4 separate regions of the Homo sapiens genome follow, and regions 1, 2 and 4 are each linked to region 3. A link is a contact called in ENCODE Hi-C or POLR2A ChIA-PET data. All regions are on one chromosome and are shown on one strand. The core of a region is the stretch at or near the end of the contact, and the rest is flanking DNA. Distances in the headings are between cores, read along the strand shown. Region 1 holds the start of ST3GAL3 (ST3 beta-galactoside alpha-2,3-sialyltransferase 3). Region 2 holds the start of FOXO6 (forkhead box O6). Region 3 holds the start of YBX1 (Y-box binding protein 1). Region 4 holds the start of NFYC (nuclear transcription factor Y subunit gamma).

Region 1 (7,348 bases), core at 2,811-5,310, 1.0 Mb after region 3:
TTAACATTTTTCAGCCCAGAGAGCTGCCTTGCTCTCTAAAACAGTTACTTTGTCCTGGTTCACTCTTCCCTGAGTAGAGGACAGTTACCTTTGTGTGCAGGTGGACGTTCCTTTCACCCTCCTTCCTTCCTGTTTCCTCAGAGCCAGGACTGTCTCCAGTTTGGTCCTCCTGCTGAAGGGGAAGTGGTCCAAGTGAGATGGACAGACGGCCAAGTCTATGGAGCCAAGTTTGTGGCCTCCCACCCTATCCAAATGTACCAGGTATCCAAAGTTCTACCTTTCTAGGGAGTGGGGGGTGCTTGATTAATTCTGTGCTTCCTGTTGGGCCAGAGGCGAGTCTTTGCTCTTAGGAGAACTAATAGGTTGGTAACCCTTTCAGAGCTAGGGGTCTGCCCTGTTTCCAGTCTGCCAAATGTGAAGTAAGGTAGTTGTTATTTTAGTGTTCTAACTCCTTCCTTTGACTGTAGGGGACTGCCACTGTGCATGGTGGACCAGGGAAAGAGTCAGGGATATCCTAGCCAAAAGGCCTTTGTTTCCTTGGTAGGTGGAGTTTGAGGATGGCTCACAACTTGTGGTTAAGAGAGATGATGTATACACACTGGATGAAGAGCTTCCCAAGAGAGTCAAATCTAGACTGGTGAGTATTTTCTGTGTCCCCCCAGTTCCTGTCTTGGAGGGAGGGAACAAGTCAAGGATGCATCCCTTTGTATTGTTCCTGGGGTAGCTGACACTTGGCTTGCTTATTCTTCTATAGTCAGTAGCCTCAGACATGCGCTTCAATGAGATTTTCACAGAGAAAGAGGTTAAGCAAGAAAAGAAACGGCAACGAGTTATCAACTCAAGATACCGGGAAGATTATATTGAGCCTGCACTATACCGGGCCATCATGGAGTAGGTGCTTCCAGGGTCCAAGGGATTCTCAGCCATCCAGGCAAGAGCACTCTGGGTTCCACAGCACAGCAGACATGGAACGCTGAAGTCTCTGAAAGTGAAGTTGTAAAAAGAAAAGGAATGAAATAACCGACCCATCATCTTCTCACCCACCCTCATTGCATTCCGCTGTAGTGAAAGGACGAGCCATTTCTGGGCACGTGGCAGCAGTCGCTGATCTCCCAGCTGAGGGGCTGAGCACTGGAATGCTGTGGCTGCACTGGCCCCAGTCCATAGAGGGGTCAACTATGCTGGCTGGACTGGCTGCCTTGTTCCTGGCCTAGGACTTAGCTTCATAACTATCACCTGCACCGACTAGGCTGAGGTGCTGGTACTTGCCCCAACCCCTACTTTTGTATTTATATGTGTGTGTGTGTGTGCGTGCGTGCGTGCGTGCGTGTATGTTTGGTCTGGACCAGCTTCTGCCAGCCCCTGGCCTTTACTTTCTTCCTTGCCTATGCAGGGCAAACAAAATGTGAAATTCTGCCCTCAGCTGAGCTGAGTAAGGGCTCCTGGGGGTTGGCTGGAGATGGGTGTGGCATCTGTCCAGGCCTGGAACCGTCTCAAGACAGTGCTGGCAAAGCTGCAGTATTGAGATGCTAAGGAGCTGATGCCACCTCTTTGTCTTCCCCTAAAGGAGAACATGGGGATAACATGGGTGTGTGCCCACAACACTCTAGGTGCAGAGCCCCTGTGGCAAAGTATTACAGGGTGTGGGTGGGGATTACCCTGAATCGGGGATTTTAATGATGGAAGCAGGCAGAGCCTGGTGGGTGATTCTGTCAACAGAAAATTGCAATCATGCAGGGGCTGGGAGGGTTAGGATGAAAAAACTGGGGCCATTGGAGGCCCACTGTAGGTGGGAGGGAGCTGATTTTGGGGTGGGGGGTGGGACTAGAGGGCAATACTGAAGGGGTTAAACAGGTTTTTGCTCCTCAAGAATTTGTTTGCCTGGGCCCAGGATTGGAGGGCTTCACACCAATACCCTGTGTATACAAGAATCAGATTTATAATACTTCCCCTTTTTTGTTACGTATGAACACTATAAACCAAATTATTTTGAAAACTGGTGCATCACCTTGTCCTTAGCAATAAAATGTGTTGAGCAGAGGATTGGCTGTCTGCCCCAAGGAGCCCACGTGGCCCACGTCAGGCTGGGGGGTGTATCTAGAGTCATAGGCTCTGGAGCGGGGCTGTGTATTTTAAGACAAATCAGTAAGGCATTCCCTAGGAAGTTCCAGAGAGTGGGTCCTTTGCTTGTCAAGCTCTGTATTAGGCCAAGTATGGTGGGTCATGGGAGCAGGGACACTTCTGGCTCTGAGCACCTCTTTGTTGTGCTTGCTCTGCCTTAGAGACGGGCAAGATGAGGTAACAGAGGAAGCACCAGACCAATGAGTCCTCTCAACAGAGTATCTCTCACTGCTGCCCCATTTGATACATCTTTGTTGAACTGGCCTAAGTTCATGCCAGCATCTGTGCTCTATACAAATTGTGGAACCAGTGGGAAGGATGGGTGCATTTTAGGTGCTTGAAAAGCAAGGGACTCAACCTCCAGTGGGATCCTCAGATTGCTCTCCGAGCTGTCTAGTTGGTGAGAAGCTTCCCTGGAGGAAGACCCAATCTCCTTTGGCTGGTAGATCCCTGAGGTCAAAGTGGACAAGGATGGGGAACCACAGAGCAGGGAGGGGGGCAATGAATAGGTGCAGGACTTGGGTGCCCCGGAGCTGCACCGGCTGGCCCTTAAACAGCCAGGCACTTCCTGTGGCATGGCCCTGTCCAGGTGCAGGAGAGGCTTAGGTCAGTTCAGCTGCTCTGGATGCTTCCTTGTGTCCCTGGGGGTTGAGAGGTGGTTGCTACTTGGTATCTCATTGTGGAGAAAGGGAGGTGCAGGAGGTGATCTTTTCTATGTCAGCTCCCTCCTGGGGCCCAGGGAGGGAAGTTGGCCTTTTTTTTTCTTTGCCCACACTCCACTTGGGGATTCCCAGGGGATGTAGCAAGGGAGGCTGGGCAGAACCAGGCCTTAGTGGATTGGTGAGAGAACACTAATCCATACATCTTTGGAAGAGAGGAACACTTCACCAGCCTTTTTACACAGGATCCCTACCTTTCTCGATGACCCCACTGCCTCCAGGGGTGGGCGCTGGGTTTAATCCCAGCAGTTTTTACTCAACAGCTGACCAGTTTTCCAGAAACTGCACTTTTTTTTTTTGGTCAACCTAATAACTCTTAGGAAACTGCAACTCAGGTGATCCAAATCACACAGACCGGCCCGTTCTCTCCCCTACTGGCTGCCTATGCAGTCGGGTCGACCTCAAGAGAACTGGCCCCAGCCAAAAGCGGCACCTCCCGGCCTGCCAGTCCCTTCCTGCCTTAGGCAGCTCCTCCCAGAAGCCTTTTTGTAGGGCAAACTGCCTTCCCTTTGTAAGGTAGGGCCTTTGGATCCAAGGTTGCAGTTTAAAGACCACCCCGACTTTGTTGAGGAATTAAGTTTTAAATTCCGCCCCAGGCGGATAACACCAGGGCTCAGCCGCAGGAATGAAAAAGGAGTGGGAGGGCTGCAAAGTGTACGTGGGGCTTGGAGGCCTTGTGCCACGCGCGGACTAAAAATGTTCTACGAGTCTCTTAACGCTCACCCCCGTGCCCCCTTACCCACCAGGGCCCACGGAGGTCCGAAGCTTTCGGCCTCAGTGAGCGGAATGGGTGCGCTCACGACCTGGAGGGCGAGATGAGATGTCCCTCGGCGTGAAGTGGCCGTGACTACCCTAGCACTTTGCGTTCCCCGCGCGGGCGACGAAACACGCTCTCGAGGGGAGAGAGCCGTGCGTCCTCTGGGCCGTGAAGCCAGGGGAAGAGGGTTCCTCTAGACAGCTCGATGTGCCCGGGAGAGACACCCACGCTGAACCTGCAAGCTGGGGTGCTCCACCAGCGCGAACCTCTCGCCCCGCACTCGCCGCAGCACTGCTCTCGTGGTAGGCGGGGTGGGCGGGACGGCAAATCCGCGGCTCCTGCGTCTATTGGGCTGCTCGGGGCAGCGCAGCTCCGCATTGGCCAGGCCCTCGCTCCGCCCGGCTTCCGCGAGCCCATTGGTCGCAGGCGCCCGACCGGGTCGCGGCCGCGCGCTCCGCCCGCCGCTGCGTCCCCACTATGGCGGCGCCCATGCAGCCCAGCGCGTTGTGGGCTCCCGCCGGGGTCCCCCGCGGCTGTCGCCGCCGCCTACGCCGCTGCCTCCGCCTTCCTGCCCCGCGTCGGGCCGGGCGCCACCTCCCCCCTGCCTCCCTCTCCGCTGTGGTAAGGGCCTGCCCAGTGCGCTTCGGGGCGCGATGGCTGACCGCGAATAACGGTCGCCGCTCCGCCCCGCCCCTCCCCCGCCGGCCGCGGGTCCCGGGCTGGGCGGGGCGCGGAGCCCGCGCGCTAGTGCCCGGGAAGGCGGGGTCGGGGCACGGCCCAGTCGTCCTTCGGGCTGGGGGCCCAGTACCTGGATGACCTCTCCTGGGTGGGGGCCGCCGAGCCTGGGGGAAAGGCCGGCCGGACGCAGGCCAGGAGGTCTGAGATCATCTCCGTGTGAAACCCCGCAGCGCTGCGCACCTTGGCGCAGAGCACGGACACCGTCATTCGGGCCCTGCTGTGGGAAAAGGAAAGAAAAGTCCAGGGAGCGCCTGAGCGGGAATCGGCAGCGTTTGGGTAGCGGTTGTCATTGCTTACTGCTCTAGCGGGGGCCAGAACTGGGGTCAGTTTGATCGGCAAAGTACGCCTCTCTTGCTTCCTTTCCTTCTGGCACTTTCCCCCGTTGTGTCCTCGGTGCTTTTGCTTGCAAGAGAAAATATCTTAGTGAGGAGGGCAGGTTTGGTTAGGAGAGTGTCCCATGAACATTTTGGATTCCTTTTTACAACAATGTCCATTTTTATGATTCCTCAGTAAGCCTCATTTATGTTTCCTTCACGTATGAGGAAGGAGTGAAACCTGATAACTGAATGTAATTAATTGAGGGAAGGACCAGTGAAGGCGGCTATTACCTCAGAAAGTAAAATACTCAAACTTTTCAGTGGATGTACTGTGAATTATAGATAGCTGGACATTAAGGTAGGAAAAAACTCTTATTAGGTTACTAAAAGTAAGATAGTCCCCATGACAAATTAGGTTGTTTCTAAGGCAGAATTATCTTGTAGAGATGATCACTGAAATGTTTGGTGTACTTTCAAGTCAACAGAGGATTAAAAGGAAGCTGGCACAGAAATTTATAGCCAAATGATACTTTCAAATAATCTCTTAAGGCAATACAGCTCCTCCTATGATTAGAGATTCTTAAGGATATTTTGAGATATTAAGTGGTGAATCTCTCCATTTCGCGTGTCTAACTGTCTAACCATGGTTTAATAAAAATAAAATGTTAACGATGAAACAAGACATTCATGTTCTCAGAGACTAACAGACTTTGTATCAATCAATGGAACGCCTCTTGAGTACATATTTTATGCAAGGCATTGACTGAGGGGAAACTCAAAACCATTTAAGATAAGAAACTTGCTCTAATGGGCCTATAATATACTTGAGGGAATAAAGCACACACATGACAATGATAACTGTGATATGGTCTCTAGAATTCCAAGATGGTAGGTACTCTGAGAAACCGAGAAAAGGAGAAATCCATGTGTTTGAGGAAGGTTTCACAGGGAAGCTGAGGCTTGAATTGGGTCATGAAGAGTGGGTAGCCGGCTGTATGAAGGGGAAGAAGTGAGCAGATGAGAAAGTGAGGATGACAAAGGTGCAGGGGAACCTGAGATGCTCATGGGTGGTTCCAGGGGGTTTCTTAGCAGAAAAAGCAGGATATGAGGTTGCACAAAAGGTAGGTTGATGGCATTAATCCAAGAGGTACCTTTGTCCTGTGTGGTGCAAAGAGTAAACAAGTAATAGAATTTACTTCAAAGGAAGCTGTAGCTAACTATCAGGAATACAGTAACACTTTACTTGTCATTGTCACTTTTTCTTTTTTCTTTTTTTTTTGAGACAGGGTCTCCCTCTGTCACCCATGCTGGAGTGCAGTGAATGTGGCTCTCTGCAGCCTTGACTTTCTGGACTCAGGCGATCCTCCCACCTCAGCTTCCCAAGTAGCTGGGACCACAGGCAGGTGACCTGGAGAATTAAAAAAAATTTTTTTTGTAGAGACAGGGTCTTGTCATGTTGCCCAGGCTGTTCTTGAACTCCTGGGCTCAAGAAATCTTCCCACCTTGAGTTCGAGACCAGCCTAGCCAACATGATGAAACCCCGTCTCTACCAAAAAAAAAATACAAAAAATTAGCCAGGCGTGGTGGCAGGCGCCTGTAATCCCAGCTGCTCGGGAGGCTGAGGCAGGAGAATCGCTTGAACCCGGGAGGTGGAGGTTGCAATGAGCCGAGATCGCGCCAGTGCACTCCAGACTGGGCAACAAGCGTGAAACTCGGTCAAAAAAAAGAAAGAAAGAAATCCTCCACCTCAGCCTCCCAAAGTGTTGAGAATATATGCGTGAGCCACCACACCTAGCCCATTGTCGCTTTTCTGATTCACCTCAGCTACTTGGAATAACAGTTCTCTCAACCCAGAAGCGGCACCTCAAGTTTATTCTTACTTTTCTTCTTTTTTTCTCCCCGTGTTTTTGGTTGGGTGCCAGGTCTTGTTGACCCTACTTCCACACTGTTTCTGGCATCTGCTTCTATTTTTGAGTCAGAGCCTCCCTCTGTTGCCCAGGCTGGAGTGCAGTGGCCCCATCTCAGCCCACTGCAACCTCCACCACCTGGGTTAAAGTAATTCTCCCGTCTCAGCCTCCTGAGTAGCTGGGACGACAGGCGTGTGCCACCACACCCGGCTAATTTTTGTATTTTTAATAGAGACGGGGTTTCACCATGTTGGCCAGGCTGATCTTGAACTCCTGATCTCAAGTGATCTGCCCACCTTAGCCTCCCAAAGTGCTGGGATTATAGGCATGAGCCACCATACCTAGCCTGGCATCTGCTTCTTTTCACTCCTACTGTCATCACACTGATCTGGGGCCATTGGACCATTCCTGTGAATTACCACAGAAACCCCCTAACATTTTTTTCCTTCCATCCATCATGTGTATTGCCATCACTTCCAAGTTTGTCACTTCTCCAGCCAGGACTTTGAATGGCTCCCCATTATCTGTTGCGTTAGGCACAGACCAGCCTGGCATGGGCAATATGGGCAAACTGATTTCTTGCCATTCTGTTATATTTTCCAGGTCAATGGAACTATTTGCTCTTTGTGCTTTGCTGTTTGTGCTCTGTATCTTTGCTCATGTTGGCTTTTTCTATCTTAAATAGTCTCCTTGACTTTAATTGTTCTTACGTATGTTTCAGGGCCATTTGATACGGAACTTCCTTTGTGAAGCTTATCTGTACTTTTTCTTCCCATCTAGATGAGCTGT
Region 2 (6,458 bases), core at 484-2,983, 1.3 Mb before region 3:
GAGGGGTCGTCAGCCAGCACTTCCCATGCCCACCCTTGCCTTGGGATATGACTCAGGCAAATGCCACGCCAGGCATCTGCAAGCAAGTCCTGCTCCCACCCTGGGGAATGAGGAGGGGCTCCTCCAGCCCCACCCCCACCCTCACCCTTGGCCCTGCTCCTCAGGTCCTAAACTGGAAGGAAGAAATTTTTGAGAAAGGAGGCCATCTCCCATGGCCTGGGCTCAGCCCTCCCACTGCCCAGAGACCTTCGCATCTCCAGCGTCCTCAGGAGCAAGGTACTGGCTGGTAAAGAAATCAGGAGCTTGAGATTCCAGTCCTGGCCATGCCACCAGGGGAATCACCTGCTCATTCTGGGCCTCAGTTTCCTGATTGGCAAAATAGGAATATTGTGCTAAAGGGGCACAAGGTGTTGCTGGCAGCTCAACAAGTGGTCTGGGCAAGCAGAGAACAGAAAGTGTTGGGAGTTGGGGCTAGAGAAGGTGTCAGGGCTAAGTTGACATTTGCACGGAGCTTTGAAGAGTGGGAGAATCTCTGATGAGGGCCTTGCGGCGGGGAAATGGTGTTCTAGGCAGAGGGGATAAATACCCTGAGCGAAGGCCAGCAGGTGCAGTGGTGACTGGGAAACCTAGCTCAGCAGCCTGTAGGATGAGGCCACGGACTGCCCAACCTCTCGGCTAGCCTCGCCCTTCTGAGCTCATGTGATGATCTGATTAGCATCTGACTCCTGACTAGTCTATGCAGTAGGGGACCTCATTTGTTTCAGTTGCTGCTCTCACTGTAGAGCCCTGGACAGTGCCTGGTGCGTCAGAGGTGCTCAATAAATATCCAGGAACTGATTGAGAAGCATCTCCCCAAACACTGTGAACTTTAGACAAGTGCTTGTTCCAACAACCGCAGTAAGAACCTCCCACAGACTCTAAAACAATGGTTTGCAAGGTGTGGTCTCTCGTGCATCACCTGGGAGCTGGTTAGAAATGCAAAGTCTGGGGCCCCAACCCAGACCTGCCGAATCAGAAACTCTGGAGTTGGGGTCCAGCAATGTTAACAAGCTCTAGGGGATGATTCTGCTCTGCGTCAAACTTTGAGAACTGGAGCTCTAAAACTATGACCACAGGCACCATGAAGAACATGTTTGCGGATGGAGGAGCGAGAATTGTGGCAAAGCCTAGCCTAGAACCCAGGTATTCTTGACCCATTCTTTTTCCCCAGCTCAGTCCAGGGCACAAAGAAGAGCAGAGTTCGATCATCCTCCCTGTCAGAGTCCTGGAACGGAGACTTGGGAACGTCAGGAGTCTACAAACAGAGGGCGGGGCAGTCCTCTCCGGAGTAGAAGGCGGGGCCAGTGCCCTGAGCCCCGCCCCATCCCGTTGCCCCGGGAAACCCCGGGTTGTAACAATAACCGGTGACGCGCTTCTGGGAGGGATCCTGTCGAGCCCATGGGCAGGACAGTCCAGCCGCGGACCAATGGGAGTGTTAGGGCTCCGCCCCCTAGCCCCCCCGCCTCCGCGCCGAGCAGGGGGCGGGGTCGCGCCAGCCGCTCCGCCCCTGCTCCGTAGGCGGCGCTGTTGCTTGCAGGGGCTGCGGCGGGGTCGCCCCGAGCTGGGAGCTCAGCGCCCGGTCTCCCAGCCCGCGGGCGGGGCACCTGGGCTGGCTGAGGATTCCGCGGCCGCAGGCGAAACGCCCCGCCCCCTCCCGCGTCGGGCCCGCCCCCTCCCCGTCCCCCGCCCATCCCGAGGTGCAGCCGGCGCTGAGCGCGGCAGGCGCGGGAGCTGGCGCTGGAGCCGGAGCGGCGGCGGCGGCAGCATTCACCGGGCGGCGGCGGCGCGGGCTCCGGCACCGGCTCGGGCTCCGGCATGGTGCAATCCGGCCTCGTCCCGGGAGAGCAGGGCCCGTGCGCAGGGCCGGCGCCCGGGGAGCGGCGGCAGCGGCGGTGGCGGTGGTGGCTGCAGGCGCAGGCAGGCGGCAGGTGCTAGAAGCGGGGCTGGGCGAGGTGTGTGCCCGCTGGGCTCCCGGGCCGCCGCCCCCTCACTGCCCAGGTCTTTCCCTCCCTTCGTGCTCCCCAGCGCGTCCAGCCCCCTGCCTCCGCGCCTCGGCCCATGGCGCCCCGCGGCTGAGACAGCGCCGCCAGGGACCCCTCCCGCGGGCCTCCCCGGGGCGTGCAGATCCCGGAGCCGCCCGCCCACCCTCCGCGAAGCCTCCCTCCCCTCCTCGCCCGAGCCGGGCGGGACCATGGCTGCGAAGCTGCGAGCGCATCAGGTGGACGTGGACCCGGACTTCGCGCCGCAGAGCCGGCCGCGCTCGTGTACCTGGCCCCTGCCGCAGCCTGACTTGGCCGGCGACGAGGACGGAGCGCTGGGCGCAGGGGTGGCCGAGGGCGCCGAGGACTGCGGGCCGGAGCGCCGGGCTACGGCCCCGGCGATGGCCCCAGCGCCGCCCCTGGGCGCGGAGGTCGGACCGCTGCGGAAAGCGAAGAGCTCTCGGCGGAACGCGTGGGGGAACCTGTCCTACGCCGACCTCATCACCAAAGCCATCGAGAGCGCCCCGGACAAGCGGCTCACGCTCTCGCAGATCTACGACTGGATGGTCCGTTACGTGCCCTACTTCAAGGATAAAGGCGACAGCAACAGCTCGGCCGGCTGGAAGGTGGGGGCGTCCGGCTGGGGAGGGGGCTGGGGACGCCGACTGGGGCTTCCAGGGGCTGCTAGGTGTGTTGGGCTCCAGGAGGGCCGTCAGAAGGAGGGCTTTTTGGCACCCCCCGGGGTCACAGAGTGTGCGCCCAGGGCGTGGGGCCGGCCAGCGGACGGGCGGGGGCGTACTGGGAGCAGCTGTGTGCGTGCTCCCTTGCGGGGAGGGATGCGGGGTGGGAGGTCTGGTAGGGTGACAAGGGACTGCCGCTTTGAGGCGTCCCCGAGGCACGTCCCCACCCTGTCCTTGGGGGCATAGCAGAGGAACCCATTCCCAGGCCGCGGACATTGGGGAGCCTCCCCCTCCTCCCCCAAGTCTGCTTTGTGTGACTCTTGTTTTACCCTTTCCACCAGGGCACCCTTCTTAGAGCGCTGGAATAATGACTTGGGGCCAATGCCGGCTTTCCCTCCCAAATCTCTATCATTGCGCTTCCTGGAGCTGTCCCCAGGGTGAGGAGTGTGACCATGGGCCCACAGTTCTTCTTGTGGTGCCAGAGTTCACCCTAGGGCACCAACCAGCCTGGAGTGGGGAACTCGGCAGGTGACCTGAGATCTGAGTTCTCCATGGGGTGGCTGCTGCCCCCCTTACCTAGATCAGGATGGGGGTCACTGGTGATGGCCCCTGCTGGTGTGAGGACAGGGTGTTGAGAGCTGGGGATCTGTCCATACCCACCCAGGATGCTTTTTTCCACTTCCCTAGCTGTCGGAGCCCAGATCCATTTAGGGGCTGGGGGAGGGGCAGGGTACCCCAGGGAGGCCTCAGTGCCAGCCAGTGGAAAGGGGGGAGCCACCTTAGGAGGGGACAGGGGCTTGCTTGGATTGTGGCCTCTCGACCCAGCTCCTCCCCTGGCCATCTTGTTGGAGAGTGGGGATAGTCTATGCCTTTGGGGGAGAGGAGGCTGGAGACCCCTCCTGTGCCTAGGAGGCGAACTGTCAGCCTCCCTATGGGAGGAGTGGCCTCTGTGAGGGAGGCATGCCTATGTCAAGGGAGGGGGCTGTGCCCTGTGGTGCCTGTGAGCTGGGTCAGAGGAAGGAGGTGTGCCAGTGGAGGAGGGGAGACTTGTGGGCATGAACAGCTCTAGATACCCAGGGGCAGCATTGTAGAGCCAGGGTATCCTGACCTGGGAGCCCATGGCTCTCAGGGTTAGTGCTGGCAGCTTCTGTCCCTCACCGGCCACTGTGGGGCAGGAACACAGGCTGGAGGAGTAGACCTGGGTCTCTTTCCGCATCCCCTCTCCCATCCCCTTGGGCTCAACCCCCACCAGAACACATTTCCCCCAAGTGTGTCCTGCACTCCCCATGCCCTGGCTTACTCCTCCCTGTAGATGTATTCACTGTCCTCAAGGGTACAGAGTTCAGATGCCTCCTCCAGGAAGCCTTCCCTAAACCCTTTTTAGCTAGCTTAGGACTCCCCTTTCTCTGGCCCTCTCCCTGCTGGTAGCAGGTTTTAGTCATTTGTGTTCTGTCTCATTTCCCCTCTCTACCCTGCTTTTGGAAGACAGTGGCAGTGTCAGAACCATTCTGTGCCCACAGCACCCAGCATACAGTCTTGACACCAAGAAGCCACCAGTGTGTGTCTAGTGAAAGAGTAGGGAACTGAGTGGATGGTGCAGGATGCTGAGGCAGGGGACAGTACATTGGGCCAGAGTGGCTGGGAGGGCTTCTTGCAGGACATGTAGCTCCAGCTGGGCTTGCTGCATCAGGCAGCATGGGGAAAGATGGGAAGAGGGAACATGAGGCTGGAAGTAAGCAGAGAACTGCAGTTCATTGAAGGTCTTGGGGCCAAACACTGTGAGAGGCACCTTGACACATCTGCCTTTAACGCTCTCAGCAGTCCCTGAGGTGGTTTTACTGTGACCAAATGGTCTCCCTCCAGGGTCTCCAAAGCCGGCATTGGCCCCAGGTACAAGGAAGGCCCTGAGGCCCGTATTTAGGAGTGAACTGGTCACACAGTTAGTAGATGGGAAAGCTGGAATCCAGCCTACATGTGTCTCCCTCCAGGGTCCCCAAGCACCTCTGGAACAGTGTCCTGCTGGCGGGGGGGTGGGGGGGTGGGAGGGACACACTGAAGGCTTTGAATATGGGCAGGTATAAATCCTAAAACGTGATTGAGAATATGCTTGGAGATAGTTTAGACCCATGAGTTCATTTCCCAGACGGTGAGACTGAGGCCCTGGAAGGGGATAGGAGTCTTGCCACCGGCATCACTGAGCAGCAGGCCTTGGATGAGGGCCCAGGCCTCCCGCCTGCCCATTGGATGCGGTTTCCACAGCACCACACTGCTAGGGACACACCGATTCTCCCTGTGCCTGGGCTCCCAGTCACGGGCTGTGTGTTGGAGAGGGAGCCTAAGGCGTGGGCTCCTGACCTAGGTTTTGGCAGAGACCACCCAGGCACTGGAAAGGGGCCTGCCTGATGCTGTCCCCTTCCACTTCACCCTCTACCCAGCTCCCCAGCAAGCCTACTTCCCCACTTATTCCTGGAGCTTCCTGCATGGTGCCCTTCCCCATTCCCAGTCGTTTCCTCCAGAGGCCTGGTGAAAGAGCCGTCCCAGCTCCCAGCCAGGCTCAGGTTGACAGACAGAACACCTCAGGTGCCAGGCCTGGGGCCAGGGCCCACTGTTCTCTCCTCATTCCCCTCCCCTACAAATATACTGCAATTGAATCCCTGGGGTGTACCAAACCCTGTGTTAGATGGGGCAGGGGACCAAAGGAGAAGGCATTAATTGGATCTATTTCAGAATAATCAGGACTTAGCCAGTTCCACACCCAGGCTTGTGTTTTGTAGATAGGAAAGGCTGGGGATGGGGGTAGGGAAAGGTAGGGGAAGGGGAGTTAGATACCCTGGGGGAGCCAGGGAGGTCCTCACAGAGGAGGTGGCACTTGGACTGCACTGCCTTCACTGGGGAGGGGAGAATTTGGGAGATAGTCTTCCAGGAAGTATTGACTGCATTCCCAAAGGCAGGGAGGTGAAATTGTGCATGTCTGATTTGGGGACAGTTTGGGTGTGCCAGACTCAAACCAAGGGTGTCCAGGCAAGACAGGGAGGTGGCATGGGAAGGGTGGAATGGGCCAGATCAGGAAGGGATGACATGCTTAGCCTTATCCCTGTGGTCACACCTGTGATGCAGGGAGGTGGCTGAGTGGTGCAGGACAGCAATTGGAGAAGACAAGACCAGCAGCAGGCTTGGGGACACCCAGACTATGCTGAGGCCTAGAGAGGCTGGGCTCATTGCTGGGAACCCAACCAAAGGGGCTGGTCATGTTCCCCTCCAGGCCTAGGATGGGGGCTTGGATAGGCGGTGCCTCTACAGCGTCCCAAGACTGAATATCCAGGTAGAGCCTCCTACTTTCTCTCAGATGCTCCAGTCTCACTTTCCCTTGGCCCTGGACTCCTCTGGGAAGCCTTTCAGGCTGCTCTGAGTTCTGGCACACCTTCCACTTAGTGCCCCTGGAGTTGTTCTGCCTGCTTTTGTGTTTCCTGGCTGCCAGCTCCACTGGGAGCTCCCAGGCCAGGCCTGGGCGCCTCCCATTCCTGTCCCCAGAAGGAGCACTCTGGATGGGAACTTCCCTTCTCTCCCAGGGGCTGGGGCAGCCTGGGTGATGAGAGGTGGGATCAGGAGGGGTGGCACCACCCCCATCTGGCCCAGTAAGTTCCAGGTGGGGTGGGGCTGGAAGAGAGGGACTCATCTGAGAGGGTGGGGGCAGGGTCCTGCTACAGCCCTGAGCAGTGGCTGTCAGCTGAAGCCACCCGCTTCCTCTCCCCCCAGCCTG
Region 3 (7,126 bases), core at 2,901-5,400:
ATGCCAGTCTCTGTCCTAGGCCCTGGAGCTAGGTAAGATGTGGCTCATGCTTGTGATAGGAGACAGGGACAGTTTCAATGCATGGTGGTATTAGAATGTGAGCCCGTGTGAGGGCAGGGCAGGATATTTGGGTTTTTTGTTTTTCGTTTTGAGACGGAATCTCACTCTGTCGCCCAGGCTGCAGTGCAATGGCGCGATCTTGGCTCACTACAACCTCCACCTCCCAGGTTCAAGCGATTCTCCTGCTTCAGCCTCTCGAGTAGCTGGGACTACAGGCACATGCCACCGTGCCCGTCTAATTTTTTGTATTTTTAGTAGAGACGGGGTTTCACTGTGTTAGCCAGGATGGTCTCGATATCCTGACCTCATGATCTGCCCACCTCGGCCTCCCAAAGTGTTGGGATTACAGGCGTGAGCCACCACGCCTCGCCGATCTTTTTGCTTTGTTTTGTTTTTAGCTGCTGTGTCCCCAACACCTGGAAGAACTGAGCTTCTGGAATCTAATAGATGCTAAATAAATATTTGTTGCATGAATGATAGTGGTATGAGAGGAAGAGGGAAAAAAAACGGAAAAAGGCTTCTTGGAAGAGGTGACACTTGAGGTAAGTATTGACAGGCTTTAATATGCCAGATCAACAAGGTGGCGAGGGCTTTCTAGGAAGAGGGAACTGTGTTCTTAGGCCACAGTCTATTAGAGATGGGGGGACAAGGTAAAAGTTATTTTGCAGAGAAGATTCTTGGGATGAATCCCTTGCCCATCACATCACTTAAAGGCAGGCACTGGAGTTGTCTGTACTGTGCTCACCACGGACAGCTGGATGGTGTGAGCTCCCAGGATGGCAGGGAGACTAGTAAAGCTCTGCAGTGGTGCTCTCCCACTTTGGAACAGTCATGAACTATTGGTGCTTGTAGAGAGGTGGCTACAAGAAAATTATTTTTTGAGACATAGTTTCAGTCTGTCACCCAGGCTGGAGTGCAGTGGCACAATCTCAGCTCACTGTAACCTCCGCCTCCCGGGTTCAAGCGATTCTCCCTCCTCAAACTCCCGAGTAGCTGGGATTACAGGCACATGCCACCATGCCCAGATCATTTTTGTATTTTTAGTAGAGATGGGGTTTTGCCACGTTGGCCGGGCTGGTCTCGAACTCCTGACTTCAAGTGATCCGCCTGCCTCGGCCTCCCAAAGTGCTGAGGCATGAGCCACCGTGCCTGGCTGCAAACTAGTTTCTTAAACAGCTTATCCTCAGGCTCACTGAGCACGAAGAGAGCTGAATGAAGTAACTGGATGAGTAAGTAATGATACTTTTTAAAGTAACATTGAAAAGACAGATGTTACACAATTTGTATTTTTGCTTGAGAAGCCATCCCTTCAAAGCAGTTACATAGTGAGGCTGTTCACTTATTCGTAGAGGTGCTGCTGCAATATTTTCTAAGTGTCTTTGTAACTGGAGAAAAGCTCTCAAGCCTATAGGGCATGCTTTTAAATGTCCTCAGTGTTGGCAGGACTGCCTTTTGGGGAAACATTTTAACATTCAAGTCATCTGGAGCTGGAACACATGAACAACAGCTGTGGAATCCACCCACTCTCCATACACATTGCTGCTGAAAGCCTTTTTCACCTGGATTACTGGCACAGCTGCCCAGATGACCCTTCTGCTGCCAGTACCTTTTTCAATTCATGTTCTACACCATGTCGCTCATTTAACGAATCTTTTAAGGTATTATGTGTCAGGCACTAAGATGCCCAAGGAAGTCACAGTCTGGTGGGGAACATTTAATTAGAGCAATACAGTGTGTTAAGATGGGAGGGATTCTTAACCTAGTAGCATCTGAGCCAAGACCTAGAGGATGAAGAATTAAGCAGGCAAAGAGGAAGGAGGAAAGGAAGAGTGTTGTATGTAGAATTTTATGTAATACTCCAAACGTAACAGTGGCTAAAGGACTCCACTAGATGACAGTCCTTTCTCTACGATGTCCTCTGAAGCATGTTTACTTGGCTGGAGAGTTGCAAGTGTCTATTCTGTAGGGCCCTTGTAATATTTCACCATCTCCCTTGTCATCTGATACACTGAAGCAACACTTTTAACCAATTTCTATTTTCATAGAATTCAGCTGTTTGCTACCTCTGCTCCTGCAGTATCCTGCAGCCAGTAGTTACAAGCACCTGGAAGGTTGGACAGGGAATACAAGAGAAGACTCTAAGACTTCTCTTAGAAGTCATAGAGTCCAGTAAACCACATTATGGAATCTGGACTACCCTAAGGGTAATAGTAGTCACTGGAAGATTTTAAGTAAGACAGTGTCATGATCAGATAGATGTTCTCAAAAGAACTTTCTGGCTGTTGTGGTGGGTAATATTAGAGTAAGAAAGAGGTAGAGAGGTGTGGTTAGTAGCCAACAGCACTGCTCTATGCTAGGGGTCAGCCGACTACACTCCGTTTTTCTGTGGCTCATGAGCTAAGAATACAAATGGTTTTTAAAATGTTTAAATAGTTGAAAATATGTAAAGATTCGTGTCATGTAAAAATTAAGGCTGTTTTCAAGCTCCAAACCTGAGTAGTAAGTCAGAACCATATGGTCGGCCAAGCTTATATTATTAACTATTTGGCTCTCACAGAAAAAGGTTCCTACCCCTTGCTCTAAGCAATTGGTGATGATGGCCTACAGTAGTGACAGTAGGAATGAAAAGACTCTGAATTGACATTTAGAGGGTTTAGGACTGACTCAAGAACGCCTTTAGGAGGTGGAACTCACAGGCCTAGACGGCATTGGTAGGGGTAAGGAATACTGCATTAGCCTCCTAACTGCTTTCTCTACTTCCATTCCTTGCCCCTCTGCAACCCATTCTCCACTCCGCAGCCATTTTTAAAAAGATGCCCCTCCCTACTTATGACTCTAAAATTGCTCTTCTCACTCTTCCCCTCAGGATATATTTCCAATTAAATATACCTAAGTGACTGCCCACCTCTGCAACCCAATGTCACATTCGAGTCTTACTGAACTACTTGACTGCATTTCCCGAGATCTCACCTCTTCTCGCCTGTACCCTGTGCGCGGAAAGTCAGCCCTCCACCTTCTCCCTGCTTCCACTCCCAAAATACTTCGTGGTTTTGCAGCTCTGGAGTATTTACCGTGTTGGCTGTTTAAATTTCTGCCTCCATCAGAAGGCAGAAACTGACTCGCGAACTATTCCATCCCCAGCCGATAGTAGACGCTTAAAAAAGAACGAAAGAAGGTGGGTGGAGGACTTCAGTAACATCAGGTGGCAGCCTCAATTTTATCGTTTGTGAAACGTGGATAGTAATCCCTCTATCACGTGGCTGTTGCAGGAATAAAGTGAAAAAACAAAACAGGCTAGCTTGTTCAATAAATGTGAGTTGAATTAAATCTGATTTGTGGTCAGTAGAAAAAGATGTGAATACTTGGAAAGGAAGACACATTTTTTTAAATATATGCCTGGTAAAACGGATCAGAAGGCAGGTCCCCATGGAGCACACCCTCGCCCTAAACATGCTGAACCCGGGCTGCCATAGCCTGCGTGGTCCCTCCAAGGTGACTGCTCCGACAAAAGGGTACGCTCTTCAAACGCATACGTTTAAGGCAATTCCAGAAACCCTCGGCTGTGCCGCGACTACACGGCCATTAAAGAAAAGACGACTCTATGCCCGCCGTAATGTTCTCAGATCACAGGGACCGTATTTGGAGCTGGGAGGGAGGGAAGCCTTTTCTTCACGGGGGGCTAAGGCGTCTTCGAGCCCCCTTCCAATCCCGGGTCCGGCCGGGTAATCCCTGCCCAGCGTTCGGGCGTGCCTTTTTTTCAGCCGAGACACAACCCTGAACGTGGGGCCCGCCAGCCCGGCGGCTGCCTCGTGGAAGTCACGTTCCTTCTGCCCGTCCTCTCGGGTACTCTATGGTTTTCGTGGCCGACTACTCTAATTCTAGTTCCGGTCTCTATGGCGGCCGGCGGAGGCAGGAACGGTTGTAGGTCGACTGAATTAGCCGCCAAAGGTCCAATGAGAATGGAGGACTGATAAAATATTAGCCAATAGAAGCTAGGGATTGGGGTCAGGTGGGCAGATTGACAGTACCACTGGCCAGTGAACAACGCCTAGGGCGGGTCGCTCGTAGGGCTTATCCCGCCTGTCCCGCCATTCTCGCTAGTTCGATCGGTAGCGGGAGCGGAGAGCGGACCCCAGAGAGCCCTGAGCAGCCCCACCGCCGCCGCCGGCCTAGTTACCATCACACCCCGGGAGGAGCCGCAGCTGCCGCAGCCGGCCCCAGTCACCATCACCGCAACCATGAGCAGCGAGGCCGAGACCCAGCAGCCGCCCGCCGCCCCCCCCGCCGCCCCCGCCCTCAGCGCCGCCGACACCAAGCCCGGCACTACGGGCAGCGGCGCAGGGAGCGGTGGCCCGGGCGGCCTCACATCGGCGGCGCCTGCCGGCGGGGACAAGAAGGTCATCGGTGAGGACCGGACAGGGACGGGGGTGGGGCCCTCGGGCAGCCCAGCAGCGGAACCGTTAGCCGGAGCTGGGCGAGCCGGCGGGCGCGCGGCCGGTGGGCACCGACTCCGCGGCGCGCGGCCGCCCATCCCCCCCGTCCCCCCCTCACTCCCTCTCGCGGGGACCCGCCCGGCAGGCGCGCGCGCACTGCCTCCCGCGCCCCCTGTGGACCCCGCGCGGCCGCGCGCCCCTCCCCCTGCGGCCGCGCGCCGCCGACCGCGTGTGCGACGGGGTCCCCTCCCCGCCGACCGGCCTCGTGCGCTCGGGCCCGCACGCCGTTGTTCGCGTCACCCCCACCCAGCTCCCTTCCGCGTGTGCTCGGAGGGCGCGGCGCACCGCCTACGCAGGCCGGAGCGGCTTCCCCTTCCCTCACGTGCTCTCCGTCCGCGGCCTGCGCACACACCCATCCTGGGGCCCGCGCCCCGGGCCTGCCCTGGAGCGCCCCGCGCTTCAGACTCACCCACGTGTGCGGCGGCGGCGGCGACTGCGTGGCCCCGCACCCGGGCGGTGGAGAGAAAGGGCTGTCAGGTGGCCGCGGCGGCCGGCGTGCGAGGGACCGGATGCCCAAGCCGGGCGGATTTGGAAAAGGATAGCTGGTAATCGTGGCTTGTTTTGCTTTGTTTTCTTTTCCAGCAACGAAGGTTTTGGGAACAGTAAAATGGTTCAATGTAAGGAACGGATATGGTTTCATCAACAGGTGAGCTGCCGGGCTCTGAAGCCTCCATCCCACCTTCTTGCTTGCTTCCTGCTCTGTCGGCTTCTCGGGGCTTGGGAAGCCCCAATCCACAGCTCTGTTCTGAAAGGCGTTTACTACCTCTGGTGTATTAGTATGATTTTTTGTTGTTGTTGTTTTCCTTGATTAGGGATTAGTGGATCTAGAGAATGCCTTTGTTTTGCAGCTAAATATTAATTTGAAGCTAACTTAAAAGGCTTCGTCACAGTACAAAGCAATTCAAAAGGCAAGCGGAGTGAATGAGCCATTCCTTAACAGGGTAAACGGGAAACTACGGTCCAGTACATTTTTATCCTTGTCATCTTTTTCTACTTTATTGAACTCGGTATTTGAGAATGTGATCCACTGACATCGGATATTTATACATTGTTAACGTTTTAGGGTAAGAGGATTTGACTATATGAGGTTTTGTCATCTTTACCGAGAGGTTGTATTGCCTTTGTTTCACGTTTCATTTTAATACCTGAGATAAATTTTGTCTTAGCACAGCTTTGACCAGAGAGAACTGTTTTTATTTGCTCATCCAGTAAATAATATATTTACAAGAAAGTGGTTTTTTTTCCTTCTTCCGTTCTTATTTTTCATTCTTCCTTGTCCTAGAATCATAACTGGTTAAGTCGATTTCTGTTAGATCCCTGGCTGTAGCTTATTAGAGTGGCCATAGTCACTGGTAACTTGACATTTTTCTTCCTGTTTGAAGGCAAAGCTGCAGACACGTCTTTAGGACTTACCCTTCGGGTTGTTTGTAGGAGTGGTGGTGGTAACGTGCAGTAGACGCACTGTATTCCATGGGCTCCCTTGTAAGCCGGGCATCATTTTCAAGATGGCTGCCAAGGCTAGTAGTGCTAGTTACATGGGTGCAGAGCACTGGGTATGCCAGTAGCAATCTTGGCCTCACAGGTATGGTACTTAGTGCCATCTCAGCATTGTCTTGCTTGCTTACTGTAGAAGACCTAAGCAGATGATTAAAAGAACAATGTGGAATGGACAACAAATGGGCAAAATCAAGCTTAAGGACAGAATCATTGCCTGATGAAAAACTGTTCATTAATCAATCATAGAGTATTGTGGAAACACTCAGAGTAAGAGATAAGCATTTGGTGATCTATTCTCTACTTTTGCAATTGTGGGAAAATATTTTGTTTCTTCCAAAATCTTAGGATTTTCCATCTTGTTATATACTGTTTGCTTTCCTGGCTGGCCGAAACTACGTTTTTCATTAATTTTTTGATAATGGCTTACTAGCAAGAAGGAAGGGAATGCTTATATATAATTGGCATACTGATAGCTTTTTAACTGATCTCTCTGAACTTTCTAGTGTTTTAGTTTGTATTTCTGTCTTACTCTGATTATCGTTACTAGTCTAACCCTTAAACCAGTGGTTTTCAAATTTAAGTGTGCTTACCTTGGGAGGGTGTGATGTAAGTGGTGAGTTCCTCCTTCTGAGCCTTGGATTCATTAGGTCTGGGTACATTTTTAACAGGAATGATAATGGTCTTCGGGCCATACCTTCAAAATCACTGCTTTTAACCCTTGACCCAATGTAATGGTAACTCTGGTGTGCAAATTTGCAGCCTTTTCAGCGGATAGATTGCAGGTTTTGTATGTGTTGAAGAAGTTTTAGCATGTGCCTTGTTTCGCTGCATTTTTTTTAAGTAGGCATAGGTTATGACATTTTTTGAAATCAACAGTTTTGTCCAGAATAAGAGTAATATCTTTACATTTTTTAAGTATTTAGTCCATGAGATACTGTTCATTGAATATCTCTATTCTGAATTGGAATCAACTCAATTGGTCATCCTCCAGGGCAAGTTATGAATTGGCTTTTGATGGTCCTTTGTTTGGACTATCCTAACCTCAATTATTTTGTCAAATTAACTGGTTAAAATGT
Region 4 (6,915 bases), core at 4,183-6,682, 2.0 Mb before region 3:
AAACTTGAACTCATGACTTCTCCATACCCTGACTCTTCATCTGAAGACTACCATCCTCCCAGGTGTGACACATGGGAGTCATATTAAACACCTTAATTTGGCCGGGCACAGTGGCTCACGCCTGTAATCCCAGCACTTTGGGAGGCTGAGGTGGGTGGATCATGAGGTCAGGAGATCGAGACCTTCCTGGCTAACACGGTGAAACCCACCGTTTCTACTAAAAAAATACAAAAAAATTAGCCGAGCATGGTCGCTGGTGCCTGTAGTCCCACATACTCGGGAGGCTGCGGCAGGAGAATGGCGTGAACCCGGGAGGCGGAGTTTGCAGTGAGCTGAGATTGCGCCACTGCACTCCAGCCTGGGTGACAGAATGAGACTCCGTCTCAAAAACAAAAACAAAAAAAACCCTTAATTTTCTTGTTCCCTAACCCCTCAATCGCCAGTCAATGGTCAAGTCCTTACAATCTTTCCTTGGCAATATCACCTCAGCATTTGTATCCTCTTTCCTCCATTCTCATTGCTGATGATGTGTTCAGGCCCTCGCCCTCATTATATCTTGCCTAAACCATTGTGGAAGTCTCCACATGGTCATTCTGCCACTCTACTCCATCTTACTCTCTTTTCCAGATTGCTTTTAATCATAGTTTTGATCATGTCACTATCTTCTGTAAAACCTTCTACCATTGGGAATGTAAAATGGTATGATGCTATGGAAAACAGTATGGTGGCTCCTCAAAAAAAAAAAAAAATTAAACATAAGAATTGCCATATAATCCAGCAATTTCACTTCTGGGTATATACCCCCAATAATTGAAAGCAGGGACTCCAACAGATATTTGTATACTAATGTCCACAGAAGCATCATTCACAGTGGCCAAAAGGTGAAAGTAGAATGGTGGTTACCAGAGGCTGGGGAAAAGAGAATAGGGCGTAAGCGTTTAACGTATACAGAATTTCAGTATGGGATAATGACAAATTCTGCTGATGGATGCACAACGTGAACAGGCTTAATGTCACTGAAATGTATACTTAAAGATGGTTAAATTTAGGCCAGGGGCGGTGGCTCACGTCTGTAATCCCAGCACTTTGGGAGGCCAAGGCAGGTGGATCACCTGAGGTCAGGAGTTCCAGACCAGCCTGATCAACATAATGAAACCCCGTCTCTACTAAAAACACAAAAATTAGCCGGGCCTGGTGGCACGCGCCTGTAATCCCAGCTACTCGGTAGGCTGAGAAAGGAGAATCGCTTGAACCCGAGAGGCGGAGGTCGCAGTGAACCGAGATTGCACCATTGCACTGCAGCCCCGGCAACAAGAGCAAAACTCCATCTCCTAAAAAAAAAAAAAAAAAAAAATGGTTAAACCTGTTTAAAAGCAAAACAAAAAACTTCTACCACTCACTTCCCGTATCAGAAAATAAAGCCCAAGAGCCTTAATTTAACCATAATAATGTATCTTTCCATGATTCTTCTTCCATTCCCTCTTACTCTGTGTTTCCTCAACTGATCCCTCGCTTCTTCTATTTGCTTTAGTGGCTGCCTACATGTCTTCCCTAATTTTACTCATTTTTCAAGACCCAGTTCAAATGTCACATCCTTGCAAATCTTTCCTGAACTCCTCCCACTATTTCATACTAAGTGGAAGTAAGCTTTCCCTTTTTGAACTCCAGCAGCACATGAACTATATCTTTTAGTGCCGCTTTTCTATTTTTTGAGACAGAGTCTCGCTCTGTCACCTAGGCTAGAGTGCAATGGTGCGATCTCGGCTCATTGCAACCTCTGCCTCCCAGGTTCAAGTGATTCTCCTGCCTCAGCCTCCTGAGTAGCTGGGATTACAGGCGTGTGCCACCATGCCCGGCTAATTTTTGTATTTTCAGTAGAGACGGGGTTTTACCATGTTGATCAGGCTGGTCTCGAACTCCTGACCTCGTGATCTGCCCGCCTCAGCCTCCCAAAGTGCTGGAATTACAGGTGTGAGCCACCACGCCTGGCCAGCGCTGCTTTTCTTTTAGGCCAAAGGTACACAATGAGATAGAGAGGTGTGGCTTAAGGAAGTCCAGCTGGCTGTCTAGACAGGTTCTGTTATACAGTGCTATAACCTTAAGGAATTTACCATGATACAAGAACTGATGTTTAACCTTGCAAACTCAGAAACCTAATTTTAATAGTAAGCAGAAAGTTGAACCATTTCCTGGGGGTAGGGGGTGTCTTGTATTTGCCAAGCTCACAGAAACTTTTATATAAAGAGGAATCTAACTGATTAGTTACAATGAAAAATACAATGATCAAAAGAACTAGAATACTCTAGGTGGCAGATCACTTAATTCTGTCCCTATCGCCAAGACACTTGCTGGGTGAACATAGAGGAAAGCATGTTGATCTTAAGAAGTATTTCTTAGCTGAGGCAGTCTGAGATATTCCCATCCACTACAGAGATGACACGGGCAAGGAAATCCTAATGCTCAGTGTGGCTTAATTGAGATGAGGCTTAGAGGGGCAATGGTAGTGCTAGCCTTTGTGACTGCCTTGTTTTGGGCTGCCATGGCTGAGCAAGCCCTTTTGTTCACAGAATCTCTCTCCAAACAGGGTACAGAATGGCTGACGAGATTGATTAGGTTCCATTTATTAAATTACAATATCTACCTTCTTCAGGTTCCTCCCATATGCCCTTTATCAGAGTTTGTTTTGTTTTGTTTGGTCATGTTTGTAAAAAAGGTCTTGGCTTACCCCCATGGATAGCTAATTTCATGGTTGTATTAGTCTGCTTAGCTAGCATGTTATGCTGCAGTAACAACGAAAACAATCTCAGTGGCTTACAACAAAGGTTTATTTATTGTTCACACAACATTACAGGTTATGTGTGTCAGCTGTCGCTCTGCACATCTTCATTCTGGGACCAAAGCTGAAGAGGGAGCTCTATTTAGGACATGCTGCTCTTGTGTCAGAGGAAAGATAATATGGCAAAATTGTAAGATAGCTCATAAATTTCTGCTCAGAAGTGGTTCATGCCATTTCTTTCTTTCTTTTTTTGAGACAGAGTCTCACTCTGTCGCCCAGGCTGGAGTGCAGTGGCGTGATATTTGCTCACTGCAACCTCCAACTCCCTGGTTAAAGCAATTCTCCTGCCTCAGCCTCCCGAGTAGCTGGGATTGCAGGTGCCTGCCACCACACCTGGCTAATTTTTTTATTTTTAGTAGAGACAGGGCTTCACCATCTTGGCCAGGCTGGTCTTGAACTCCTGACCTCGTCATCCACCCACCTCGGCCTCCCAAAGTGCTGGGATTACAGGTGTGAGCCACCGTGCCCGGCCGGTTCATGCCATTTCTACTCATATTTCATTGGTCAAAACAAGGCCAAGCTTGACGACATTAGGGTGAGAAGTCTTTCACCCTAATCTCCTAGGGACAGGCCAGATAGCAACGGCTTTAGAAAGGGAAGGGCGGAGGCTATTGATAATAAAGACTATAGCAAGGACTAATATTAGGCTTATATGTATCAATTGACTGTTATCAGTTATAACATTGACTATTAAAATACTGAAATACTCTAGTACTACCTGGTAAATAGCTGCTGTCCCAAACCTCCTGACCACTCCCTTCCCCTGGGATCCCTTGGGACCTCCTATTCACAAACCAGCAACTGAAGGGTTAACACCTAGCACAGACGTATACCTCCAGGATCCTAGCTGCATTTCTAATTCTGCTTCATCTATGCTTGAGCACTACTTGTTGTTAAATATACTTAATATCACTCTTAGCTAATTTCCTCTATGTAGATTTTTATTTATTTCTGAGGGCAACCCAACTTCCAGGCTCTTGGAAGGAAATAGACTGCAGCCCCTAAGTGTGATCAATACTTAATTATAACAATAATCACTAATAATAACTTGTGCTGCTTCATTGTAACTAAATGTACACTTTTACATTTTTTGGCAAGCATAGTATATGCAATAAGTACTCAATAAACATCTGTAGAGAGACTTATTTAGCTTTTTTCCATTAGCTACATCTGTCTCTACAATCTCAACATACTATTCTCTTGAATCTGTTTTTAATTTTATGCCATTTCTCATGTCTGAAAATGTCATTATAAGTAACTTTTTTTTTTTCTGAGACAGGGCCTCGCACTGTCGCCCATGCTAGAGTGCAGCGAGACACTCGTAGCTCTTACCAGTAACTTCTTTATAACACTTTTGCAATTTACGAAGCACTCTCACATTATTTCATTCACTCTCCCCAACATTACCAAAAGTTAGGAATTAGATCTTTTTACAGATGAAGGAATTGAGACTCCCTGAAGTCAAGTGTCTTATAGTTAGGTTTTGTTCATTCATTCATCAAATAGAGTGCCTGATGTGAGATTTATTGAAACTGGATTTGAAAACAATTTTCCTGAATTCAAGTCGAGGGTTTACTCCACTATTCTCAATTACTTTATCACCAGGGTTATAAACCCAAAGGAAGTGAGTAACAACAGTGTGATTTTATTGAGGACCCATGCAACACTAGTCTCAGAAAGGCTCCAGTGTCATTTGTAAAATTCAAGGTTACCATCAGCAGAGGCAGTCATTCCTCTCTGCGCTTGTTACCTAATGCACTAACTCTCACTGTAGGTAATTCCATTCAAGACACATTTGATGACTATACCTACAGGTTTTGAAGTTATTCGGATGGGGTTTTGACACTTACTAGCTGTGGGGACTTAGATCAAGTTACTTAACCTTTTTGAGCTTCAGTTTTATCATTTGTAAAATGGATACAATCCTGATGCCTTTGGACCAAGTGGTCACGGAAATGAAAGAGATAAGTATGAAAAAATCCATGCTCATAGTAGCTGTGGTTTCCAACTGCGTGATAAAACTTTAAAATCTGCATTCAAATAAGAACAACTATGTCGACGTAAGGTTACAAGCTAACTATTCTTGGTAAGTACTGTTCTTTATTCTAGAGGACATCACTTTACAGTTTGGTGCTAAATGCTCTTTTATGAATTTAAGGTGCCAGTAGCTGTCTACTTGAACGGCATGCTTAATCTGGAACGCCATGTCGACCTTCATCCCCCAGTTCTTTCTCCCCAAATTAAAAACACAAATACACACACACGCCCCTACTTAGTTCCTAAAACTCAAGGGCACGCGCACACACCTACTTATTTCCTAAAATTCAAGCTCGCACCAAGGAGATCCACAAGGATAGGCAGGGTGGTGGAGGTCACTGGGCAGCGCCTCCGGATCCCCCGAAAGGGGGCGGGGTCAAAACTCAGATCTCGAGCTCCCGAAAGGGGGCGGGGTTAAAACTCTCAGATCTCATTCCGCCTCCCTCTGTCGTCGCCCCTTCCCAATTCTCGCGAGACCTCAAGGAGCACAGCTTCTGCGCACCGCACGATACTGGGAGTCCAGGCGCCAAGGGAGGGGGAAGGGAAAAGGGGAAACGGTGCAAACGGCGTGGCCGCCATCTTGCTTGTGCCCCCGCTTCGCGCGCGCTCCGTTCTCCGTGACGCACACTTCCCCCTCCCCTCCGCCGCGCCTGGGCCTCTGCATTGCCCGACTCCGTAGGAGCGCGGGGGCGGCTCCTGCTCTTCCTGGACTCCTGAGCAGAGGTGTGTGAGTGTGCGGGAGTTTCTGTGCGAGGGTGATAGGGAAGCGGCGGCGGGGGGAGGGGCAGCGCTTCCCGCCTTCGCCAGAGACCTCACTTCCTCGCGCGGCCGCTGCTGTAGCTCGGTCCGTCCTGCCCGCCGCCATGTTGTGCTCTTGCCTGGCCCGCTGCTGTCGCCGCCGCCGCGCTCGTGGGGTCCGTGTGCCTCGTCGGCCCGGCCCGCGGGCTTTCTCCCATTGGCGGAAGGCGACGGCGGGGGGGCTCGCTCGTGATTGGTCGGTGGCGGGGAGGCCGCGGACCTGGCACCTTATTGGACGCGCCAGCTCCGGTCTAGGGGGTGATGAAGGAATCTGAGGCTGCGGGGATGCGCGCGTCTTGGGCTAGGGCGGCTGGGGCAATGACCCCCTGCGGCGCAGGCGTGGGGTTGCGGCGAGAGGGCGAGCCTAGAGGCTTTAAGGGGGAAGAGAGGGTGATGGCCTGGCAGGTACTTTGGGGGTAGCTTAGGCCATGGCCTGGGAATGGGGGACACTCACTTTCAGAGGTGCTTTTCCTGGTACATGCATGGCCCAAGATTGGGGTGTGCAGGCCCTCAGGGTTCCAGGCTTGGAAACACCGAAACCCAAGTGACAGGCTGAGAGTCTTCGAGATCCAGGGTTGCTAATGTGACCCAGTTTGGAAGTGGCCCTGAAGTCCACGGTGTGAGTGTATGGTGTAGGAAGAAAGGCATCAGGGCTAGGGGCATAGCTGAACGGTAGAATCGGATCAGGGATTTTGCTGGAGAGTGCAAGCATTCAAACACTGAGGTTTTGGTGGAGCCCTGGAGTCCAGAGTCAACGGACCTGGGATGTGATGTGAGGAGCAAGTAAACCGAGAGAGGAATGCTATTGAGAAGTGTGCTCTGTCCGAGCCTAGGAAGCACAGCATTAAGTAGTATCAGATTTAAAGTGACAAAATCTGATATAGGAAGCATTTTAGGGGACATTTTCGGACTTGGGAAGTGTATTAATAGAACAGTTATACATTATTGAGTCTCAGGACCATACAAGTAGTTTTGAGATGTTGTATATGAAATTTGCTGCTCTAGGAAGGATACAGGTCATGGCTGAGTTTCCAAAGCCACATTAGCAAATATTAGGTAGTTGGTAGTTATTTGTTGAGTAAATATTGTTAGGTTCCCCTTTAAGGGAAAGGGAGCTAGCCAGAAATTTTCGGTCTTGGTTTATTTCCTTGTATATGTGCCTAAAAAGTATACCCATTCCCATGTGTACTTTGAATTTTTTGTTTGTTTTTTCAAATAAGCAGCTCCAAACCAAAAAAAAGCCC

Evidence for each region. A loop is a pair of places that touch in the nucleus more often than their neighbours do. ChIA-PET counts read pairs that join two places held with the same protein, here RNA polymerase II (POLR2A). Pooled maps may share reads with other maps.
Region 1: a loop to region 3 is called in a map of naive thymus-derived CD4-positive, alpha-beta T cell, with 19 times the contacts of the local background. The contact joins the promoter of ST3GAL3 here to the promoter of YBX1 in region 3. A Hi-C loop is called at or near these places in 1 of 168 maps with a recorded cell type or tissue (naive thymus-derived CD4-positive, alpha-beta T cell) and 8 of 50 pooled maps. POLR2A ChIA-PET finds 5 or more read pairs at or near these places in 1 of 52 experiments (CD4-positive, alpha-beta T cell).
Region 2: a loop to region 3 is called in a map of CD4-positive, alpha-beta T cell, with 4 times the contacts of the local background. The contact joins the promoter of FOXO6 here to the promoter of YBX1 in region 3. A Hi-C loop is called at or near these places in 1 of 168 maps with a recorded cell type or tissue (CD4-positive, alpha-beta T cell) and 5 of 50 pooled maps. POLR2A ChIA-PET finds 5 or more read pairs at or near these places in 2 of 52 experiments (T-cell and activated T-cell).
Region 4: a loop to region 3 is called in a pooled map, with 14 times the contacts of the local background. The contact joins the promoter of NFYC here to the promoter of YBX1 in region 3. A Hi-C loop is called at or near these places in 3 of 37 single-sample maps with no recorded cell type and 10 of 50 pooled maps. POLR2A ChIA-PET finds 5 or more read pairs at or near these places in 1 of 52 experiments (CD4-positive, alpha-beta T cell).

What each region holds. Positions count from the first base shown.
Region 1 is chr1:43,703,476-43,710,823 of GRCh38, forward strand. ST3GAL3 (ST3 beta-galactoside alpha-2,3-sialyltransferase 3) reads left to right here and starts at 4,061. Exons shown (of 12, transcript NM_006279.5): 1 at 4,061-4,218. KDM4A-AS1 (KDM4A antisense RNA 1) reads right to left here and starts at 3,866. Exons shown (of 5, transcript NR_033827.1): 1 at 3,584-3,866; 2 at 878-982; 3 at 89-172. It overlaps KDM4A (lysine demethylase 4A), which reads left to right. Exons shown (of 22, transcript NM_014663.3): 20 at 142-261; 21 at 545-637; 22 at 755-2,043. The coding sequence ends at 895. ST3GAL3-AS1 (ST3GAL3 antisense RNA 1) reads right to left here. Exons shown (of 4, transcript NR_125986.1): 4 at 5,917-6,060. RefSeq lists enhancers at 3,496-4,013, 3,739-3,818 and silencers at 3,949-4,448, 4,479-4,528.
Region 2 is chr1:41,359,701-41,366,158 of GRCh38, forward strand. FOXO6 (forkhead box O6) reads left to right here and starts at 1,734. Exons shown (of 3, transcript NM_001291281.3): 1 at 1,734-2,644. The coding sequence starts at 2,231. RefSeq lists enhancers at 1,140-1,209, 1,277-1,571 and silencers at 1,370-2,029, 2,230-2,449.
Region 3 is chr1:42,678,268-42,685,393 of GRCh38, forward strand. It overlaps YBX1 (Y-box binding protein 1), which reads left to right and starts at 4,151. Exons shown (of 8, transcript NM_004559.5): 1 at 4,151-4,464; 2 at 5,136-5,199. The coding sequence starts at 4,299. It also overlaps a transcript of PPIH not described here. RefSeq lists an enhancer at 3,807-3,856 and silencers at 4,297-4,496, 4,687-4,796, 4,907-5,056.
Region 4 is chr1:40,686,272-40,693,186 of GRCh38, forward strand. NFYC (nuclear transcription factor Y subunit gamma) reads left to right here and starts at 5,433. Exons shown (of 10, transcript NM_014223.5): 1 at 5,433-5,596. NFYC-AS1 (NFYC antisense RNA 1) reads right to left here and starts at 5,990. Exons shown (of 1, transcript NR_024567.1): 1 at 2,809-5,990. It also overlaps a transcript of RIMS3 not described here. RefSeq lists a silencer at 5,841-5,940 and enhancers at 6,181-6,350, 6,371-6,420.